Linked DNA regions of Homo sapiens: all the other regions are linked to region 4. A link is a contact called in ENCODE Hi-C or POLR2A ChIA-PET data. All regions are on one chromosome and are shown on one strand. Each heading gives the region's core, a stretch centred on a gene start or an enhancer-like site at or near the end of the contact. The rest is flanking DNA. Distances are from core to core; before and after follow the strand shown. Region 1 overlaps LINC01934 (long intergenic non-protein coding RNA 1934). Region 2 holds the start of OSBPL6 (oxysterol binding protein like 6). Region 3 holds the start of CHROMR (cholesterol induced regulator of metabolism RNA). Region 4 holds the start of CWC22 (CWC22 spliceosome associated protein).

Region 1 (3,909 bases), core at 298-2,797, 1.3 Mb after region 4:
AATAATATGATTTCATATGAAACCATAGGAAAATATAAAGCTCTCTATAAAAGGTAAATATATATACAAGTATAAGACTGTTATCATAATGATGGTATATAAAACTCTCATAATTCTGCTATAGATTTAGTATAGTGTACTACTAAACTGTACACTTAAAAAGGTATAAAATGTTATATTTGTTTTAGTTCAATTAAAATTTTATAAAATGAAAAAAGAAAACTAATTCATAACATGGATGTATTAATTTATTATTTATTACCAAAATTGCATTTTATAAAGAAAAATAGCAATCTATGTTATAACCAAAGATACTCTGAAAAAAAAATCAGGTTAAAATATGGAAAAATATTTCAAACAAAAATATGTGAAAAAATGAAAAGTACAATAAAAATATCAACATGCGTTTTTATGAAGCTAGACAAGTTTATTTTAAAGTTTATGCAGAAAAATACATACACAAGAATAGGGCCTGGCATGGTGGCTTATGCCTATAATCCCAGCACTTTGCGAGGCCTTGGTGAGAGGACTGCTTGAGCCCAGGAGTTTATGACCAGCCTAGGCAACATTAGTGAGGCCCTGTCTCTACAAAACATTAAAAAAAATAATAATAACCAAGTGTGGTCCCAGTTACTCAGGAGGCTGAGGCAGGAGAATCACTTGAGCCTGGGAGGTCAAGGTTGCAGTGAGCCAGGCAGTGAGCACTCCAGCAGGCTGGGTGACAGAGTGAGGCCCTGTTTCAAAAAAAAAAAAAAAAAAAAAAAAACACTAAAAAGAAAAGCTGTAAGTGGGAACTAGTTATAACAAATGTTAAAACCTAGTATAAATCTTTTATACTTAAATCTTTTTATACTATAAATCTTTTAAACAGTGTGTCACCAGCTCATGATAAAAAGACTGATGAGTGGAACTGAATGGAAATTCTAGAAATAGATCCAGGTACATATTGAACTTGGGTATGTATGTGCATATCTGTACATTTACATCTATTTCCAAGTTCTCTGCCAAACCTGAAAACCCATTTTTGGGGATTTCTCTCCTGCACTGACTTGGTGTTACTGTCCTGGCAGGTGAACCTTGATTTTATTCCATGCTTCTAGTGATAGATTTTACCAGCATTGTTCATTACAACTTTCTGTATTGATGGAAATGTTCTAAAATCCGGGCTGTCCATTAGGGAAGCCACTGTCCATATGTGACTATTGAGCCTTTGAATTAGGCCAATGTGTGACTGAGAAACTTAGTTTTAAATTCTATTTAATTTGAATTAATTTATGTTTAAATAGTCATACAAGGTGTGTGGGGACGCTACTGGATGATCCTGCCCTATACTCTAAGCTCCTCCAGGAGAGGTCCAAGTCTGTTTAGTTCACATCAATGTCTAGTACAGTGCCTGAGGGATGACTAGTCTTTTTATTTCCAATCCGTATTAATTCTATTACATATGTATAGTAGGAGGGCTGGTTGCACCCTGATGTTCAGCTCCAAACCAGAAGATTAAATGCCCCAGTGCTGGATGTAGATGCTTAGAAGAAGCAGAAGCAGCTGCTAAGGGTGGGGCGTGATCAGGGAGGAGAACTGCAGCTTGTAATCGGTATTTCTTGCAAAGGCTTTTCCCTCTGCAAAAGTTCACTCTAATTTACATAAACCTCGGAGTATTGTTTTTAGATAATAGGGAGTAAAAAACAAAAGCAGACATAAATATATTTATCCACCTGCCTCAAGAAAATGATAGCTTTCTTAAAATAGTATTTTCAGCCTTTCTCTGGAGAAATATGTCTTTGAGGAAACATACACTCTCAATGGTTTAAGTAAACACGTCTCAGGAAAGCAGAACATCAGATGGAGGGCTCAACAGCAACAAAAGGAGGAAATCAGAATTTTATAAGAATTTCTGGTAATCTAAAGATTGTTTAAATCAGATCTTCATAGACAATTTTGGGCAAAGTCAAATAAAATGTTAATGCTGGTATAGAGAGAGCAAATGTTCTATGGGGCCATAAATGACTGACTGGACTTTCAGCTTTCCCAGTCCCTCAGCCGAGTAAGGAAAGCTACTCAACTTCTCTGATCATTAGCTCGTTTATCCGCAAAAGAGAATTGTATTGGGTAAGTGTGGTTTGCGGGGATGGAAATGTGGGTCAATGGTCAGCAGAGGTGAATTCCCCTCTACTAGTGTTTCCTGTCACACTATAGCTACCCCAAAGAGGTTGTCGTACAGGGTTAAACAATGTGAGAGCTGGAGAAGGTTCTAGAAATCACCCAATCAAATGAGGAAATCGACTAAAGAGGCAAAGACAAAAGTGATACCAGCAGCAGACTCTAAAAAAAGAACATGGCAAAAGTCACCAGGCTCACACCTGCTCCATGCTCTGGGTCACCATCTTCGAAATCAGGACTCTGCTGAAAGTTCAGAGATGCTAACACTCAAGTGCATATTTCAAGTACAGCTTTCTCACGCTGTGATTTCCATTATTTGTTTTTCTTTAGTTTGTTAAGTGTGTTGCCAGAGTGATGAGATTTCTTTATTCGAGCAAGTGATTACAATCACTTTACATTAAAAAAAAAAAAAGTCTCAACATTATATAGTAGGAAGACCAGCTTTTTGCTCAGTCTTCTACAGTTTTCTCTCTTTCAATGAGGCACTTTGGCGTATCTTAAATTTCAATGAACACAAACAACTTTCAGGGTTTTCTTTCTTTCTTTCTTTCTTTCTTTCTTTCTTTCTTTCTTTCTTTCTTTCTTTCTTTCTTTCTCTCTCTCTCTCTCTCTCTCTCTCTTTCTTTCTTTCTTTCTTTCTTTCTTTCTTTCTTTCTTTCTTTCTTTCTTTCTCTTTCTCTCTCTCTCTTTCGTTCTTTTACTCTGGGTGGCCTCTTTAGCTTCATTGTCTTTTCTCTTCCTGATCATAAGACACAGCATACAGATGTCTGATTGTGACAAAGGACTTGTGAAATTACACATTACAGACAAAGAATAGTTATGTCAGTTATGAAATTTTGTATTTTATAGTACAGTGCAGAAGTGCAATATCAATGTGTAGATCAAATATTTGCTTAAAAGAAAATTCCCTAAAGTCATACAATTTGGAAATTCGTTCAGATTTGAGTATGCTTTTGATTTACTTTACAGCAAGTATAAAATCCATTTTATTTTCTCTCCTGTTTCCTGATTTGGGTACTTAATTTTACATAGGTAAACATCTACAAACCTTTCCTCGTGTCAAGTTAATTTTCTCATATAGAATTTCTTTTTAGCACAGCTACAACTTTATCTAATGAGAAATCATTTTAGGTCTGGTATTCAGATATAATAGAACATAAGAGAAAGACAAAGAACCATAATTTTTGAAATGAGGTAATATAACCTAAATATTATGTGTGTGACATGACAAAGAAAATAATATACAACTGATACTTTACCAAATTTTGGGATATTACCCCATTGTGTCACTCTGGAGACGAACACACAGAACACTCCTAGAAGGCATATGACCTGGGTAGTTTTATCATTATCCATTATTAGAGACTGTAGACCTATAAATATTATTAATGATGTGCTTTCTTTTTCAATGAGTCATCTGCTCTCACTACCCTTTTCTTTAGCTATTATTTCCCCAGTGTTCCTCTTACTTTTTTATTTTTAGGGTCTCTCTCCCTTTCTCACTCACTCATCTCATACCTGTTCCATATTTTATTTATTTATTCATTCATTCATTGTATTCAGAAAGAACTTATATGATGATAAGATTAATATTAATCATAAAGAAAGGAAGATTCTCAGAGAAGACATTCATTCACAGTGCTGAGTTTTTGCCTCTGTTTTTTCTTTTAAGACACTATTTGGACAAATTCCAAAATGAAACCTTCCCTTAACAATAGCTCTTTAAGTGAAGCTATTTTTTAGTTGATT
Region 2 (3,703 bases), core at 52-2,551, 1.8 Mb before region 4:
CTGTGATGAAGCAGAGGTCAGCATCCCAGCTGCTCCCTTGAGGAGCCTGTCTTCACAGCAAAGGAATGAAGGACAAACTGCCATTGTCGCAGGGTCCCGCATCTATTATTTTGTGACCAGAGGACATGAGAACATTGCTAGTCTAGATGGAAAAAGCTAATCCAACAGGTGAGATTGGAGATTCAAGAGAAACTGCATGTGGGAAGGAGTGCATAAAGTCGACTATGTTTCATAGCAAATCATTTTGTCAGCACAGGGCACAATGAAATGCCATCACAGTTGCCTCATTAGTAAGCAATATCTTCCATTTTTGAAGGCACCCCAGCATGTTCTGTAATAGCTCCCATTAAGTCCAGTCGATGTCCTCTGGACTCCCCCTCCGCCTCCCACCCCCAGATGATGATGACACAAATGTCTTGAAATATTGACATGTCCGCAGTCACTCGTTTACAGAATGTCTGTACAAATATTTACATTACCCCGTCCCTCCCAGCAAATTTGCCTTTAGATTAATCTGCACACCGAACGCAGGCCGGGAGTGGCTTGGAGTGTGGAAGGGTTTAAGGGTGTGGAAGGGTTGTAGTGAGGCGGGACTGACTGACTTTGATCGGCTTTGCCAGGGGCTTGAAGGAACCGGCTCTTCCTTTCGCAGAACCCAGGTGTTTCTCTGGGCCCGGGAAGTTTTTGCTCCCGAGCGAGTCAGGGACGGGAGCAGGCACGCACAGTCGCGTAAGTGTATGAAATGACGACCTCAGAAGGGCGCCCAGGGACATGGGTTTGGCAGCCCCGAGCGGAGGCCGCCAGGCAGCCGTTCCTTTCGGAATTCGGTCTCCCGCAGTGCTCCCGGCTGCGGCGCTCCTGGGCCGAGCGCTGGAGCCGTTCTGGGCAACCCTCCCGAGCGCGGCCGGCTCACCTCCGCCGGACTGCGCGGGGCGAGGGCTCCGCTACTGCGCGCAGGCCCGCGGATGGCAACTCGGGGTTTCCACTGCGGGTGATCTCGGGACACCACGGGTTCCCACGGAGGCCGGGCCAGGGGAGAGCCCTGGCTGTGGGACCCCGCGTGACCAGGGCGCAGGGCGCCGGGTCCTTAGCCCATCTGGCGGCGCAGGGAGGGGCGCCCGGTAGGGCGGGTGCGCAGCATGAGCCCCAGCCGCTTGCCGCTCCACTCCAGCCGGGCGGACGGGCGGGAGCCGGGGGCGGGGAACCCGGAGCGCCGCCCCGCCAGCGCGCCCCGCCCGTGGGAGAGGAGGGGCTGCAGCGCAGCGGACCACTGGAGGCGCAGCACGGTCGCCGCCGCCGCTGTCGGTGCTGGAGATCGCGGCTCGGTGCAGGCGGCGCCCATGCCTCCTCTCCTCCACTAGCCCGCGCGCCAGTCCGCCTGCCGGGGCCGGCTCTCCGCCTCCTGCCTCCCGTCGCAGCCGCGCAGCCGCCGCAGAGTCCGCGGCGCCACCGCTCGCCCTCCAGGTAGGTGTCCTAGCTGCAAAGGGATTGCTTGGGGCGGGCGCCAAGGTGCCCGCATCGCGGCCCGGGGGCATTGTGCGCCTCCGGCGGGCCGAGGACCCCGAGGGACGCGTGGGTGGGCAGCCGCAGCTTCGGGTCCCCAGGACATCGCCGTCCCCCTGGAGGCGCCCCCGGCCGATAGCCCGGGCTACAGGGAAGTGGGGGCGGCGGTGTCAGCCCATTCTCGCGGCCGGGATGGGAGGGGGCGTCTGTATCGCGGTCCCGGTTTGCCGCCCTCCCTCCCCCTCGTTGCCAGGGAATTCCGGCCGCCTGCCACTAGCGCTCGCATTCCCTCGCGCGGGCCGGCGCCCCTGCTCCCCGCAGGCTGCCTGGGGATTGAAGCAGGGGCAGGGAGAAGGACTGATGTAATTGTCAGCGGAAAACCGAACCGGCGCGGGTGAGAGCGCCCGCGCCCGCGAGAGCTAACGCCTACGCCGCACCTTTCAGGGAATCGGGGAAGCCGAGAGGAGCGGCTGGGGAAGTTGTGCATTGGGTTTTATTGTGCGCGTGCACTGCGGACTGCCCTCGCGGGGCACCCCTGCCCACCCGCTGCTGGCGCCCCTGCAGCCCTCCCGGCAGCCTCCGTCCACTCCCCCGGCCAGGGCCAAGTCTGCCTTCCCTGGTTCAGACCGGGACAGCGTTTGCATTGCAGTCAAGACGTGCTTCCCCTGCATCAAGCCGGGAGCTGCCCGCAGATCGTGTCGCCGGGGATGCTGGGGGAGGAGGGAATGGGAGACCTGAGGAGAAAGCCTGGAGAAGTAATGACACAAGCGGATTTTCTCCCCAAAGCTTCTGCTGCGTATAGACACATCTGCAAGGCACCTTTTAAGCTGTTTTTGAAAGTTATAACCAGATACTGATTTTGTGACAATTCTATGATATACCTGAACGGTTGCTTAAACATAGAGACCTAAAGCTAGGGGAAGCATTACATAATGGACATGAAGCAAATGACACGAAACTAAGTGAACCCACTGGGTTGCCAGATTATTTCTCTCTTCTGGACACAAAATCCTGTAAGGTTTTTTCTATAGGAACTTTCATTTTTAAATTGCTGGGCTAAGTTTAGCCAATTGTCTATTATATTCAGTTGTGATTTTTTTTTTCTAAATAATTTTCTTGGACATCTTTTCTTAAATTTAAAAATTGCATACTAATGGTTACATATCACTAAGCTGATTAGGAAATGTAGTCTTCACAAGGTAAAAATAAGAAATTTCCCATCTTAATACATTAACTTTGTTTTCCTCTTGTTTTGTTTTTGTTTCTTTTCCTTCTTTCATCCTTCCCCCCGCCCCCAACCCCCGCTTTATTTTTTGGAAACATTTCTACAGTTTTGGGTACTGCAAGCTCACAACGTTGATATTTCTATCACATGCTACAGCATTGCGGAGACAAAGACTAATAATAAATGAAACAGAAGACCTCGCAGTAACTCTGAGAGTTAGCAGGGTTCCCAAGGTCGAAGGGAAGCTGCAGTGTAATTCAGCAATAATCACCTACAGAGAATATGCATAGCCCTCATTGGGAAAGGCCCTGATTGGTGGATTTTATTATTATTATTCTTTTGCAGTAGGAGTTCATATATTTTTTCCCTAAAAAATAATTTTTCTTAAGGTAAAAATGAAATATTTTGAAATTAAAATTTCAGGCTTTTAGAAAGCCTAAAAATTCTGGTTTTGCTCATATTTTTGGATGCAATGTTGATAACGCCATTATACATTCAGTGGATGGATTACCTTTGGCGGTACCTCAGTTTCAGATTACTATGACTTGTCAGGTGACTCTTGGCTTTAGTATGAGGTAGTTCTGCTGGACTTTTATAGGATCACATATGTAAGTTTTCTTATCCCTAGATTGCTATAACCTTAAGTTAACTTTATTTCAAGGAGAAAAATAAAGTCCTTCCAAGATGAAATCTTTGTGGTTGGAGGTCTTAGTACCACCACAGATACCGGATTAGGTAAACTGCATAAGGAGATAAAAATTCTTATGACTTTACTCATGAAACTGTTGGACTAGAGAGAAGATAATATAGTTTTGAAAGGTAAGGCATACATTCTCAAAAGAAGGATTTTGTTGTTTTGCTGCAAAGGTTAGGTCATAATTATGATACTTTTTAAAAAGTGGTTTTAAATCTTGGGGGAAAAAGGGTCTCATAGTATCCATTGACTTCTGGAACTTTTTTTTCCTCACTCAATAT
Region 3 (3,880 bases), core at 347-2,846, 1.6 Mb before region 4:
AAGCCTATTTAACCACAGTTTGCCCATGATGGTAACTTTGATCAGAAAGAATCTCACAAGCTGGGACCCAACAGGACCAAGTAATCCATGTCATGATTATTACACGTTATCAGCCTTCCAGGGAAGTGGAATTTACAAGCTTTCCCTTTGGCATGGGGCCCAGGTGATGGCCTCCTATTGAGCAGAGTCCCCAGCAATAATTACCCTGCATGTCAAAGGCCTCATTTCCCCAAAACAGTAAACCATAAAATGTAGCCCATATTCTCTCCATGTATATCACTCAATATCACACCGTAGAGGCATATAACTGATAATATTGCCTCTGGCCCATGCCAAATTGCAAGTGGTAGATTTTTTTTTTCCTTCCGAATTAAGAAACACAAGATTTACCCCTTTTCTTGGAAAAGTGTTAAGAGTCTAGCACCCCCAATAACTAGGGTCTACAAATGTCTAAAAGTTATTAATCTTGGTCTGTCTTAACTACCAATTCTCTTAATTTGGGTAACCTCAATTTTGTTGTTGTTTTTTTTTTTTTGAGACAGAGTCTCGCGCTGTCGCCCAGGCTGGAGTGCAGTGGCGCCATCTGGGCTCACTGCAATCCCCGCCTCCCGGGTTCAAGCAATTCTCCTGCCTCAGCCTCCCTAGTAGCTGGGATTACATGTGTGCACCATCACACCCAGCTAGTTTTTGTATTTTTATTAGAGACGGGGTTTCATCATGTTGGCCAGGCTGGTCTCGAACTCCTAACCTCAGGTGATCCACCTGCCTCTGCTTCCCAAAGTGCTGAGATTACAGGCGTGAGACACTGCACCTGGCCTGGGTGACCTCAAATTTTTAAATGAAGGGATTGGAGGTAACATCTAGGATTTTATCTAGTTCTGTCTTCTATGATTCAAACCCCAAATTCTCCACTGCAATGACTGCTTCTGGAATAAATATTCCTGGTTGCCTGTCTCTGAAAAAAAGCTCTCACATAAGGCTAATGAGAGGCGAAACTAAGGCAGGATCTCTCCTTTCAAGACCACATAGTCAGGGTTGTTTAATAAGCACACAAAGTAGAGACATATTTACCCATTCACCATGAAAAAACACCCCTATAAAAGGCCCAATACCTGGGCTTAATAGCTTCATTTCTTGTGTGATCTTGCAGTGTACATCAAAAAATTAACAAATAACATCCAGTGACATGATCTTGGCTCACTACAACCTCCGCCTCCCGGGTTCAAGCGATTCTCCTGTCTCAGCCTCCCTAGTAGCTGGGATTACAGGCATGCACCACCACACCCGGCTAATTTTGTATTTTTAGTGGAGATGGGGTTTCTTTCTCCATATTGGTCAGGATGGTCTCTCTCGAACTACCGACCTCAGGTGATCAGCCCGCCTTACGCCTCCCAAAGTGCTGGGATTACAGGCGTGAGCCACCGCCCCTGGCTCCCCCACCGGCAATTTCTAAAATGTATCGGTCTCCTCCCAAGCCCTTGTTCCTTCATCCCCCACCCGGGGCAGATTCAGACAAGCATTTATTTTAGTTCCTAAGCCGCGCGGTGCTCCCAGCTTCCGCGCCTCTGGGCGGCCCACACCCCTCCCCATCCTCTCCTCCGCGCCGCCGTCTTCGTTGCTCTTGGGTGGCCGCGGCGCCCGCTCCCTCTGAATTCGCCGGGCAGGGATACAGCCGCCCGGGGCCTCTTGCTCGTGCTTGGTTTTCCGGACCTTGCTTCCTAAAGGGTCTTTAGGGGTTCCCGGACTCCTCCGCCTGGGAGCCTCTATCCGCCTGGGAGCCTCTATGCGCCCCGCAAAGCCCCCGGCAGAGCCGAGGGGAGGCTTCATTGGCGACCTGGTGGGGCCTCGCGGCCCTGCTCCCTGACGTCAGCGCCGCCGCGGTGATTTAACAGCTTTTGTTTTGGGCAGAAGAACCTATGGGCACAAAAAGCAGGAACGAGTAGCGGTGGCTGAAGAACGAGCAGGAGCTTGAATTTCAGTTTTCTTATGAGGAATTTTCCAGAAAAGATATCTTCACTGTGAAATAACTAAATAAATGCCCACTCAGTACAGTAAGTATTGATATCGTCCTATAGCATTTGGCTAGAAAGTGGTGTCAATAGGGTTTTTCCTTCAGACTTTGCAATACTGTTCAGAAGGGCCAATGCCAATCCTTCTGTGAGGAAGTTTTTTTCTTCCTAAATATGTTAATTGCCTCAACTTGGACTAACGGTCACACTTGTGAATATGAGTGTAAGAAACAGTTTATTTCTCACATGTATGAAAAGGAAATTTTCTTTCATCTATCTCAGGCCCCTATTCAGCGTAAAATCAAGATTATTTAACTTGCAAGATTAAACAACGACCTTATTTCAAATGAAATAAAATTCAGTCTGATCAGAAACCCCTTGGAGCAGTTTATATTAACCTAATTATCTTTTTACTGCAGTAAGTTAATTGAGGATTATGGAATGCATCTAAAAAGCAGTTATATTTACAGGTCCCAAAATTAAATGCTAAGGAAAAGCATTTCTGCAAACCCAGGTAGTACGGACAAACCGAAGGGAGTTTTATTCTGTCAAGTTTTACTCTAAATTCAATCGTTGATCAGCTAGATCTCGGCTTGGTTATTCTTGGAGGAGCTGCCTTGCAAATGATTCCACTCTGAGCTCGCCGGCCACAGTAGCGTGAAATGGATGGCAGTCAGTTTCCTCTTCCTAAGACTGGGTGTGGTTTCTCTGGGCAGACTACACAGTGGCGACTCTGGCGGGATTTGAGGAGCCTGGAGAGGCCCACCACGTGTGTGTCTCCCCCTAGTGACCAACGGGCTGAAGTTCCTGTGGTTAAAGGCAATTGCTGATTTTGTCATTAGCAGGAAGGTGAAGCTCAACGACCTCCTGCGTGTACAGCACCATTCTAGAAGCTGGATGTGTTTAAAGATATGATGCAATATGTACCCAGAAGGCATAAGACTAGATCACTAGGGTACAAATTAAAATATCAAGTTGCATACGCTGAGTATGGGATTAGGTCAGCGGAACACGCTTTGGAAAACACTGCTTTAACGACCTCATTCTGAGTCCCTGTAATGCTTAAGATTATAGCACAGTTTAGGCACCTTATATACATTATGATGGAATGCTTTCCTAGAGTGATATTCTGTGGTGGAAAGAGCAAATCAAAGGTCTTTGTGTTCTCTGTGACCGTGGAAGAAATTGCCATTAAGTAGTAATATAAATAGGGGTTTTAAAAAACGTGGGAAAAGTCTGAAGAAGCATTTGCAGAAACTCCTTACAAAGTCAGTGACAGCTAGGCCAGGCCAAGGTGGGCGGATCACTTAAGGCCAGGAGTTTGAGACCAGCCTGGCCAACATGGCAAAACCCTGTCTCTACTAAAAATACAAAAATTAGCTGAGCGTGGGTGGCTGAGATGGGAGAATTGCTTGAACCCAGGAGGCAGAGGTTGCAGTGAGCTGAGATCGCACCACTGCACTCCAGTCTAGGCAACAGTGCAAGACTCTGTCTCCAAGAAAAAAAGGAAAAAAAGACATGTACTGTAAATGTAAAATATAAAATATAGGCTGGATTTCAGAGACATAGTATGTAAAAAAGAATGTAAAATATCTTAATAATTTTTATATTTATTACATGTTAAAATGATAATGTTTTTGACATATTAGGTTAAATAGAATATAATTCAATCAGTTTCTTTTCTCAAAGAGTGTGGCTACTAGAAATGTTTAAATTATGTATATGGTTTGCATTATATTTTTTCAGACAGTGCCGATGTAATAGTAACAAAAAGTCTCAGCCTCATTTAAGATAAAAGGCCATCATCAGACAATGCAGGACAGATTGTAACAATAGGAAGTACTACAGAGATTCAGAGAATGCCATAAATA
Region 4 (4,047 bases), core at 1,102-3,601:
CATAGCATGCCCCTAAAGGATGAGCCAGAGCAGAAGTTCTCAAACTAATTGGCATGAGAACTACTCGAATGCTTTCGGAAAAAAAAAAAAAAAAGACAGACAGACTGTTGGGCCTCCATTTCCACGTTTCCGATTCAACAGAACTGGGTGAAGCCCAGTAATTTACATTGCTAACAAGCTTCAAGGAGATGATGCTGCTGATTCAGAAGACATTTTTGGAACCAATACACCAGTGTATTAGATCAAAGTTCTTGGCCTTTAACTTATAACCAAGACAGTCTCAGAGCCCCAGTCAACTGAGTTGGGAAAGACTCCATTAAAGTGGCATGGACACTTAAAACTAGGACACTAGCCGGGAGCGGTGGCTCACGCCTGTAATCCCAGCACTTTGGGAGGCCGAGGCGGGTGGATCACAAGGTCAGGAGACAGACACCATCCTGGCTAACACAGTGAAACCCCGTCTCTACTAAAAATACAAAAAATTAGCCAGGCGTGGTGGCGGGCACCTTAGTCCCAGCTACTTGGGAGGCTGAGGCAGGAGAATGGCATGAACTAGGGAGGCGGAGCTTGCAGTGAGCCGAGATAGCGCCACAGCACTCCAGCCTGGGCGACAGAGTAAGACTCCGTCTCAAACAAAACAAAACAAAACAAAAAACAAAAAACAACTGGAAGGACACTTACAGGTGGAAAGGCAACATTCAGAACCAGAGAACAAGAATTGAGGAACAGAGAGAACTCATCAACTGTATCATAGTAGTAATTTACAATAATACAACGCTAACGCTGTGCTCAGTGCCTCATCTGCATTATTTTTCTTTATACTCAAAAAAAGACAATACAGTGAGGCAGGTATTGTATTACTACCTACATGTTTCCAGATGATGAAGCTGACACTAGAGACTTTAGGTAACTTGCTCCAAGTGACAGACCTAATAATAGCTGGATAAAACAGAAATCTTTGGTCTACTAGTCCATCACCCAGGACCAACACAAGTGGCTTTCCTCCACCTACTGATAACGCCTGTAACAATGCTTCTCCTCTCCTGGTCAAAACCACACTTTTAATGTCAATTTTAAATCTGCCCTTCCATAGTAGGATGATAATTTATGTTAACTCCTGAATTCACAAGCAATCCTAAAACAAGGTAAGTCTAAATACAGATAAGAGGTAGGTTAACTGATCTGCTGAGAACCAAGTTTGCTTGCTTATCTGCTATTTCGAGTCTCTGCACATCTAAAAATGCAAAGGAAACTCTTACCTAATTCTTGCATCTAGAATAGCCTTTCTCCAAATCCTGCCTTCTCCACTTACCTCAGAAGAATTGTTAGGATTAAATGGAAATAGGTACCGTGGTTTTTGCAGTTAAACTCAGTGAAATTAACTATTATATTTCCGTTATATAATGCTGTGTTGTAGGACCCAGAGCTCGTTAGAGAGGTGGAGCCTGGAGACCCAAGTTTGGCAGTTATTACCTCACTGGAGATAGTTCAAGTTATGGAAGGATCAAGAATGACAGATGAAGCGGGCACATGAGAAGCGAAGTGTCTTCAAGACTAAACACTAGACACTATCAGTATTTACAGGGCAAATAAATGAAAAAGAAGACGCTAATGAAATTTAAAACAAATAGTCAAAGGGATATAATGCCGGCAAGAGGCATAAGAGTGCAAGTAATTCAACTAACTTTTAATCAACTAGATCTCATTAATCCCACTCCCCTGACCCTGGGACCCGGGCACTAGGAAAGGGGCTTTGGCAAGCCCCAATGGACTCCAGAGGCTCTAAGTATAAAACGCAGTGCACAAGAAACAACACAGCACCAGCGTTGGTGCAGGATTTCAGACAGCTCCAGGAACTTCACAAGGAAGGTCAGCCGGTCCGCTCAGGCAGTCAGTTCATGGCAGCCCATTCCCTCCCCACCTGCTTGGACCTAGCCGCTCTCACACCCCTCTTGCGGGCCCGAGCGTAGCGAGAAGACCCACGCACACTCCAATGCCGCTCACAGCCGTATCAGTGAGCCCGCACCCACTCCTGGGGGTCTTTTACTTCCCACCCGATCCGGCGACCCGCCACCCCCACTCCGCGTCTCTGCCTGCGGGGACTCCACGGAGTTCGATAATTACCTAGAGCTCCACCGCGCCGCCATTACACCGGACGTACGTCACTTCCTCTTCCCGAGCACCGACGGTAGGAAGAAGGCGAATAGTGAAATATTTAAAAACTTGACGCTCAATTGGCTTGACACGTTATCCCTTTAATTTATTTCAAATACCATATCATAATACCAGAGTCAAAGTAGTCGATCCAGGCACACTGTCTTGTTGCCAAAATGGCGACAAAAAAGAGAAGTTGGCATGAACTACAAAGTCCGAAATCCAGCGCCTGTGCTGACGGAAATGAGGAAAGCATAATTGTAGTTTAGCGTGAAATGGCGCGGTGTACGATGGGAATTGTAGTTCATACAGATGCGCGCCAGCGAGTTAACATCCACGCTGCTCACTGGCAGCCTAGTAGTGTTCAGGGTCTAGCCGAATTTACTTTAAAACTATTTCACTGCATTTTGGGGAAATTTTTTTTAAAAAAGCAGTCAGTTGTCACTTTCCTTGAAAAATCTTAAGAGAGAGATTTTCCTGAGACTTTATAAGAGTTTGACCAACAGTTAAGTGCCTAATAAATTCCAAGATATCCAGGCCATAAGAATGGGAGAATATTAAATCATAAATAGAGTGAAATAATGAGGAAAAACTAATTCTATAGAGACTGTGTTGCCTCTCTTTTAGGTTAAGGTACCAACTGGTATGACCTGAGAATAAAGAGATTGCCTGGCTGAGTAGGAAGTAGCAGTTTGTACAGCGTGCAGAACTAGGGCATCAAACAGTTTCTTTAAACTTCACTTTTCACTAGTAACAAAACCTAAAAGTTCAACTACTTGCTATTTTGGAAACTCTCTTCCTAAACCAAGAATATCTTTATGTTATCAAATCTTTCATAAACCAGGACTGGTTTCTCCACACACTTCTCTATTACAGTTTTAGGGTGCTGTGCTTCCACTCCTTTCTGGAGGCAGAGTGTGATGATTAAGAATAAAAACACTGCAGTTGGACTACTTATTTTGAATCTTGAGTCCTTTTATTATTTATGGATGACTGGGGCAAGTAACTTCACATTCTGTGGCCGTTTCCTGATCTGTTAAATGGAAATACCAATAGTATCCATCCAGGCAGTAGTTTTAAGAATTGAATTAGTTGATACACAAGATGCATTTAAGATAATTGCTAGTATACAATAGTGTTATCTATTTTATTTCATATTTAAGATATTTGGCCATTGTTGATGGTGCATTTTGGTGCACCAATACAGGGCACAGGAGATGGATCTGGAGATGAACATTTGTATTCATATATTTAAAAACCCACAATACTACCGGTGATGGTTAATTCTGAATGTCAACTTGATTGGATTGAAGGATGCAAAGTATTGATCCTGGGTGTATCTGTGAGGGTGTTGCCAAAGGAGATTAACAGTTGAGTCAGTGGACTGGGGAAGACAGACTCACCCTTAATCTGGTGGGAACAATCTAATCAGCTACCATCGAATATAAAGCAGGCAGAAAAATATGAAAAGGCAAGACTGGCCTAGCCTCCCAGCCTATATCTTTCTCCCATGCTGGATGCTTCCTGCCCTCAAACATTGGACTCCAAATTCTTCAGTTGTGAGACTCAGACTGGCTCTCCTTGCTCCTCAAGCTTGCAGACAGCCTATTGTGGGACCTTGTGATTGTGTAAGTTAATACTTAATAAACTCCCCTTTTTATATATATATCCTTATATATAGATATATATATTAGGATATATATATAAGGATATATATAAAAAATAGGATATATATGTAATAGGATATATATACGTGTGTGTGTGCGTGTGTGTGTATCTATCTATCTATCTATCTATCTATCTATCTATCTATCTATATCCTATTAGTTCTGTCCCTCTAGGGAACCCTGATGAATATACTACCTCTACAACTATCAACAGAAATAGGAAAGT

What was found. A loop is a pair of places that touch in the nucleus more often than their neighbours do. ChIA-PET counts read pairs that join two places held with the same protein, here RNA polymerase II (POLR2A). Pooled maps may share reads with other maps.
Region 1: a map of B cell shows a loop between it and region 4 (4-fold over the local background). The contact joins the enhancer-like site here to the promoter of CWC22 in region 4. A Hi-C loop is called at or near these places in 2 of 168 maps with a recorded cell type or tissue (B cell and naive thymus-derived CD4-positive, alpha-beta T cell), 2 of 37 single-sample maps with no recorded cell type and 9 of 50 pooled maps. POLR2A ChIA-PET finds 5 or more read pairs at or near these places in 1 of 52 experiments (OCI-LY7).
Region 2: a map of naive thymus-derived CD4-positive, alpha-beta T cell shows a loop between it and region 4 (12-fold over the local background). The contact joins the promoter of OSBPL6 here to the promoter of CWC22 in region 4. A Hi-C loop is called at or near these places in 1 of 168 maps with a recorded cell type or tissue (naive thymus-derived CD4-positive, alpha-beta T cell) and 9 of 50 pooled maps. POLR2A ChIA-PET finds 5 or more read pairs at or near these places in 1 of 52 experiments (activated T-cell).
Region 3: a loop to region 4 is called in a map of naive thymus-derived CD4-positive, alpha-beta T cell, with 7 times the contacts of the local background. The contact joins the promoter of CHROMR here to the promoter of CWC22 in region 4. A Hi-C loop is called at or near these places in 1 of 168 maps with a recorded cell type or tissue (naive thymus-derived CD4-positive, alpha-beta T cell), 1 of 37 single-sample maps with no recorded cell type and 9 of 50 pooled maps.

The regions. Positions count from the first base shown.
Region 1 is chr2:181,310,489-181,314,397 of GRCh38, forward strand. The region is part of intron 3 of LINC01934 (long intergenic non-protein coding RNA 1934); the gene reads left to right. Among named protein-coding and RNA genes, the nearest start is that of MIR4437, 6.8 kb to the left of the region's middle. RefSeq lists an enhancer at 2,380-2,429. Within about 2 kb of position 1,548, at least 7 of the 41 ENCODE cell types and tissues checked have a DNase peak (open chromatin) inside an H3K27ac peak, as active enhancers do; they include B cell and OCI-LY7, where a contact is called at or near this core.
Region 2 is chr2:178,193,211-178,196,913 of GRCh38, forward strand. It overlaps OSBPL6 (oxysterol binding protein like 6), which reads left to right and starts at 1,302. Exons shown (of 25, transcript NM_032523.4): 1 at 1,302-1,464. RefSeq lists silencers at 856-1,545, 1,992-2,286.
Region 3 is chr2:178,412,063-178,415,942 of GRCh38, forward strand. CHROMR (cholesterol induced regulator of metabolism RNA) reads left to right here and starts at 1,597. Exons shown (of 5, transcript NR_110204.1): 1 at 1,597-2,051. RefSeq lists enhancers at 1,361-1,936, 1,766-1,965, 2,467-2,726, 2,514-3,088.
Region 4 is chr2:180,004,946-180,008,992 of GRCh38, forward strand. CWC22 (CWC22 spliceosome associated protein) reads right to left here and starts at 2,352. Exons shown (of 20, transcript NM_020943.3): 1 at 1,922-2,352. RefSeq lists an enhancer at 1,500-2,032.